Regions from separate parts of the Homo sapiens genome. Here region 2 is linked to region 1. A link is a contact called in ENCODE Hi-C data. All regions are on one chromosome and are shown on one strand. The core of a region is the stretch at or near the end of the contact, and the rest is flanking DNA. Distances in the headings are between cores, read along the strand shown. Region 1 holds the start of MCTP1 (multiple C2 and transmembrane domain containing 1). Region 2 holds the start of FAM81B (family with sequence similarity 81 member B).

The links. A loop is a pair of places that touch in the nucleus more often than their neighbours do.
Region 2: a map of endothelial cell of umbilical vein shows a loop between it and region 1 (2.4-fold over the local background). The contact joins the promoter of FAM81B here to the promoter of MCTP1 in region 1. A Hi-C loop is called at or near these places in 1 of 168 maps with a recorded cell type or tissue (endothelial cell of umbilical vein).

Annotation. Positions count from the first base shown.
Region 1 is chr5:95,283,525-95,286,726 of GRCh38, forward strand. MCTP1 (multiple C2 and transmembrane domain containing 1) reads right to left here and starts at 1,570. Exons shown (of 23, transcript NM_024717.7): 1 at 332-1,570. The coding sequence starts at 1,051. RefSeq lists silencers at 659-778, 859-918.
Region 2 is chr5:95,389,765-95,392,966 of GRCh38, forward strand. It overlaps FAM81B (family with sequence similarity 81 member B), which reads left to right and starts at 1,602. Exons shown (of 10, transcript NM_152548.3): 1 at 1,602-1,749; 2 at 3,030-3,133. The coding sequence starts at 1,626. It overlaps LOC105379089 (a long non-coding RNA gene), which reads right to left and starts at 1,408. Exons shown (of 3, transcript XR_948586.1): 1 at 1,306-1,408. RefSeq lists an enhancer at 2,762-3,202.

The sequences.
Region 1 (3,202 bases), core at 320-2,819:
TTTTGCCAAGATGAGATTTGGCTGGACATCTCCTTTCAGGAGAACTCTAAAAAGTACCCACTTTAGGTCTAACTTTTCATTGACTACTCAGAAAGCTTCTGGTGACAGGTATCATTTCTACCAAAAGTAAAGTCCGGGTGCAAGTCAGAACTCTTTCATCTTTGCTAAACCAGAGCGAGATGTTTTCTTTCGACTGTTTCATCTACTTAGAATTAATAGCATTTCTCCTCCCGCCTCCCGGCCCCCGCCCCCCGCTCCCCGGGTGGTGAACGCCTGAAGAGGGAGGCGTGGTCCCGCGCACCTTGTCTCCGGCCGCGCCACCGGCACTCACCTGGCTGCTGCCGTGCTCCTCGCCCGTCTCCGGGGCCCGAGACTCCGCGGGACTCCGCGCCGGCTCTGCGGGAGGAGGCGGCGGCTCCAGCAGCTGCTCCAGGCAGGCGGTGCCCGGCAGAGAGGAGCTCTTCTGGTGGCACAAGTGCGCCCCGGGGCCCTGACGCCGTGCACCCTCATCTCGGGCGCGGTCCCCCCTCGGGGGAGGCTGGGGCGAGGAGGACAGGGAGGATGAGGCGGAGGAAGAGGAAGGAGCTGAGTCGGGGGAGCGTCCGCCAGGAGGCGTCCCTCCCGCTGCTCCCGAGGCCGCCGCGGGCCCCTTTACGGCGGGGAGCAAATGCTCGCGGATCCGGCGGCGTAGCGTGGACCCCTGCTCGGCTCTGCCGGCGCCGCCGGGCTCCAGGGGCTCCGGCGACGAGCAGCACAGGTTGGGCTGCGAGGAGGAGAAGACTCGGTCCAGCACTTGCTTCCGCTTCTTGAAGCCGCTCCACCTGCTGCCTGCACCACTCCCCCTGGCCGGTGCATTCCCTGTGCCCACCGGGGGTGGCGGGGAGGGCGACGGGGTGTCCGCAGTGCGGCGCTCTGGACCCCCAGCGCGCCCGCCCCCGCCGCCCTTGCTCCTGCCCACCCCCAGCTGCAGGTTCTTCCAGAGCCGGGCCTGGAAGGAGGAGGACGCCGCCGGCGGCTCTGGCTCGCCCGCCGCGGCAGCCCGGGGCTCCATCCTCCACCCCCTGCTCCTCCTCTCCCCTCCTCCTCCTCCTCCTCCTCCTGCTTCTCCTCCCTCTTCGGCTGCACCTCCTCCCGGGTCCCCGCGGCGCTGGCGGTGGCGGCGGCGGCGGCGGCGGGCGCAGCAGCAGAAACCGGGAGTGCCCAGCGACTTCAGGCCAGCTCGGGGGAAAGAAGCGGCCGCCGCCGCCGAGGCTCTCTGGCCTCGGGACTCCGGCGCTGCCTCTTCCTCCCGCACCTGCTGGGGTGGGCTGGAGCCGTAACCGAATCCCGGCCGCGGCGCCTGCAAAGTTTTTCCCTCGAAGCTCCGCGGCTCCAGTCCACTGGCGTCCCCCAGGCCGCGCCCTGGCTCCCTCTTCTCTCTGACCGAGCTCGGGAAGCTGCACGCACCGGGGCGTGCGCGTCCAGCTGCGCCAGGGACCGCACCCGGCGCCCTCTGGGCAGCACCTGTCAGCGGCGGGGGCGGCTGCCTCCAAATTGGGCGCGCACGCGGCTCACACAACAAGGCGCGTCTGGCTGGAGACTCCGGGGACCAGCAGTCCCCCTGGGGCGCCCCGGGACCATCCTCCAGCTCCTAGGTGGGAGGGCCGGTAGGAGCCGGGTGGAGCTAGGTAGGGCCCGAAGCCAGCTTGCTCCCTAGGATCCGGCCACAGTTGCCCAGGCAGCTCGCTGTGCGCTGGCCGCTGGCCGCGCTGGCGATCGTCTGGGTCGGATGAAGCGAGCTGGAGTGGAAACTATGTGCCCTCGATGGGTCTCGTGGGGGCGCCGATCGTCCACACTGAGCGATGAACCCGACGGAGTTCTAAAGCTGAAGACGTCTGCCCCCGCCCCGTTGCGCTCCCTGGGTCCAAGACGAGAGTTTAATTTCTTCTGTCTTGACTTCATCCCCATCCACCCCTCCCTTTTCTTTATTTGCCTCTGCACTGGTCTCTTATGATCAGGTTCTAGCATTTCCGGAGTCTGACGATAAAGCCAGCCCTTAAGTTGCAGGGAGTTTACGGTGGACGAAGATGGGTGATGCGCACTGCCTTTGATCCGATTCGGCACGCACAGAATCTTGTTCTTTTCATTCAAGCGCATTTTTTCTTTGGTTACTTCATTTGCTTGTTGCAAGGCAAACGGAAAAGGCTTTTTAGCTCATTCAGACTTTGCTTCTCCCAAAGCTGCTCAGCCAGGGTCTTCTGATTCTGCTAGGAGAGACTTCTGAAAGGCCAGCAACACAATGCCTCTTTCGTCCTCCTAAATGGGGAAAACGGGAGAGTTCCCTAAGCTGCGGTAGCACACTGATCAGTCTTGTCTAGCTAGCAGTATGCTTTGGAGGTGTTACCAACCTAAGTTTTTTGTTTTGTTTTGTTTTTGTTACCTTTATAACAAATATTTATTAAGCACCTACTATATACCAGGCACTGTGATAGGCTCTGGGGATGCAGCTGTGAACAGGGCATCAGGGTCCCACCCACATGGAGCTTATTGTGAGGGTGAGGGTTGGGAGGTGATGCGAGACAATAAACAGAATTTCTAATATGCAAAAGTCCCATGGAAACAGTTAAGCAGGGTACCACATAACAGAGTGGCTACAGAGGAAGAGCTTCCAGACAAAATGCAGGACACCCAATTAAACTGACTTTCAGAGAAACAATGAATAATATTAGTATATGTATGTCCCAAATATTGCATGGGACATACTTATACTAAAATACTATTATTTATCTGAAATTTAAATTTAACTGGGTGTCATGTTTTTGTTTGCTAAATCTGGCAGCCCCATATGGAGAGGTTTTTGGTTTTTTACATTATGTGTACAGGGAGAGTCTCTCTGAGAAGATAAAATTTTGAGTTAAGACTTAATGAGGACAGAGAACCAGCTATTGACGGATCTGACTGTAGAATTTCAGGTAGAAGGAACAGCAGATACAGAGGTCCTGAGGCAGGAAGCAGCTTGACTGGGCATATTCAAGGACAGAACGATACCACTCCAAATAGAGTAGAGCAAGGTGGGTGGGGTTGGTAAGAGATGTAGTGAAACAAAAGGTCAGCTAAGGGAGTGGGTCCTATAGCCAGAGTGAGAGTCCATGTTTCCTCTAAATGAAATTGGGAGACATTAGAGGTCTTTTTTAATCGTGAGGGTAATGTGATGTGATTTACT
Region 2 (3,202 bases), core at 352-2,851, 110 kb after region 1:
TGGCTAACACGATGAAACCCTGTCTCTACTAAAAATACAAAAAATTAGCCGAGTGTGGTGGTGGGCACCTGTAGTCCCAGCTATTTGGGAGGCTGAGGCAGGAGAATGGCATGAATCTGGGAGGCCAAGCTTACAGTGAGCCAAGATCGCACTATTGCACTCCAGCCTGGGTGACAGTGCAAGACTACAACTCAAAAAAAAAAAAAAAAGAATGGCAATTACATTTCAACATGAGTTTTGGTGGAGAGATTCAAACCAGAGCAGACATTAATAATATACATATATATTATGTGCATTGTTATGTTAAAATTGAATAGCCATTTATGTTTAGAGAACAAACCTACCAAAATTGTCCATTTTAGTAGGGCCCATTTTTCTAACCAAATACCATGGATTAAAAGCTGAATTTAAGAAGAGAAAGAATCTTAAAAAGTTGTTAAGCAAGGTTAAATCTAGTTTTTCTTTCTCACACAGACTCTGCTTGTGACTGTTTCTTGGATAATTGGCACCTTGTGAAATAATCGCTAATAATAGTTATCTTTTAGTGGATTCCTGGCACCGCCCTCAGCTGAGCGCTGTAAGTATATTATTACATTTAATCCTCTCAACCATCTTATGGGATCGATATTATTAGCTCATTTCACAGAGGAGAAAGTTGAGGCTTAAAGAGGTGATGTAATTTTGTCCAAACTAAACAGCTGGTAGGTTGAGGAGTCAGGGTTCCAATCCACTCTCTCAGAATCTGTAGCCACCTGCTCTTAGTCACTGCTGTGTGTCAGTCTCCCTTGGCACTAGATACAATGGTGATTAGGGTAGCATAATGAGCCTTTTGGACTGCTTGCAAACCATGAACTACTGCATCTTTGAGTTTTAAGGGCTTAGCTTAGGACTAGGGGATATGCATGGAAGCCCAAATCATAGGTGTCCTTTATCTGTGGGATCAAAGTTTGTCACTCAGCATCCTGAACATTGTGTGCCTTTAAACAAGGCAAATCTGATACCATAATTTGGACAACAACTTAGCCAAAGCATCATTTCTGTATATGGAGGCCAAGTAGTACTAACAAACATGCAAATTCTAATTTTAAAACTCAGACAAACATTTTACAGCTAAAACAATCCACCCCCTTTTGGCTAAATAACTGAACAAAATTTCCCCTACAAAGGCAAAGTTCAATATTTTCATTTCTGTAAAACTCTGACCCATGTCACTTTTCATCAGTGCTGCACTATCTGTGAAGTCCCCTTCTAACCTAGAAGAGTTAGCTTCCTCCCTAACATACTTGGAGAAAGATTTGGGCATACCGCAGCATTTCATTTCCTCTTTGTCTAGCTTGATGATAACTCGTCACTTTTCAAACTGTGAAGATGAAATCAGGAGAAGAGTGTGAAATATCAGTATAACAATGGCCACTTCCCACCCCATGAGACAAAGAAGTGAAAGGCTTAGTGATTTGTATGATGATGAGCACTACAGAAAACATTCAAAGCTTCTAAATCCCAGGGATTTCCTGACTTCAGTTGTGAGGGCCAGCCACACTGACATCATAGATCCTTCCTGCAGTCACAATGCTACTAAGTCACCCTTGGGAAGAGGCCCCAGAAACAGGAAGACCTTAGTTAGGATGCAATTACAATTCCTTGGTACATTGGCTTCCTCAGAAAAAAGAAAAAAATCACAGAGATTGTTTTTCAAAAATATCAAATCTACAAAAAATAAAGCTGGAAAAGCAAGCATCATGAGTTCAGGTACTTATGGACTATTCGAGGTCTCTAAATTTCTCCTACTTCACTATCTTTCTTCTGTTTCTTATTACATATAAACAAAATAATGAATCCCAATGAAGACCCTCAGAAGGCTTGGGCACAACAGAGTAATAACTTAAACAAATGTACAAGAAAAAAAAACCCCATCAAAAAGTGGGCAAAGGATGTGAACAGACACTTCTCAAAAGAAGACATTTATGCAGCCAAAACATACGAGAAAAAGCTCATCATCACTTGTCATTACAGAAATGCAAATCAAAACTACAATGAGATACCATCTCATGCCAGTTAGAATAGTAACCATTAAAAAGTCAGGAAACAACAGATGCTGGGGAGGATGTGGAGAAATAGGAACGCTTTTATACTGTTGGTGGGAGTGTAAATTAGTTCAACCATGTGGAAGACAGTGAGGTGATTCCTCAAGGATCTAGAACTAGAAATACCATTTGATCCAGCAATCCCATTAATGGGTATATACCCAAAGGACTATAAATCATTCTACTATAAAGACACATGCACACGTATGTTTATTGCAGCACTGTTCACAATAGCAAAGACTTGGAACCAACCCAAATGCCCATCAATGATAGACTGGATAAAGAAAATGCCGCACATATACACCATGGAATACTATGCAGCCATAAAAAAGGATGAGTTCATGTCCCTTTGCAGGGACATGGATGAAGCTGGAAACCATCATTCTCAGCAAACTAACACAGGAACGGAAAACCAAACACCACATGTTCTCACTCACAAGTGGGAGTTGAACAATGAGAACACATGGACACAGGGAGGGGAACATCACACACTGGGGCCTGTTGGGGGTTGGGGGCTAGAGGAGGAATAGTATTAGGAGAAATACCTAATGTAGATGATGGGCTGATGGGTGCAGCAAACCACCATGGCACGTGTATACCTACGTAACAAACCTGCATGTTCTGCACGTGTATCCCAGGACTTAAAGTATAATTTAAAAAAAATACATTCCTGATTATTTTAGAGCTGTCTGATCCTAAAAAAGTTTCTAAAGGTCTTATAGAAGTATCTGTAAAGAAATGCTCTTCTAGCTAACTATAGATGTTATGGGGGGATGGGGGAGAATTGGGATAAGTGAGGAGAGGGGAAATGTAAAGCAAATTGAAAGCCTCCCTTTAAGCCAAGCTATATGTACAGAAACTGCCCTCAATTAAAAAAAAATTAGCAGCACTGCAAAAATTCACTTGTCATAGTTCCTGACCTGATTCAGCATTCTGGTTACCTAGATACAAATGTAAACAAAAGTGCCTCTCCAACTGCGACTGCAGAGGAACAGCCAGTTGAACCTGATGGCCCCCTTCCTGGCTCAGACAATAACCAAGAAAAGAAAGCAAGTACTTTTCAATATTCACATTAAAAGTAGAATACTTTGCTCAGCTTCTTTAAAGTTTAGAGTGCT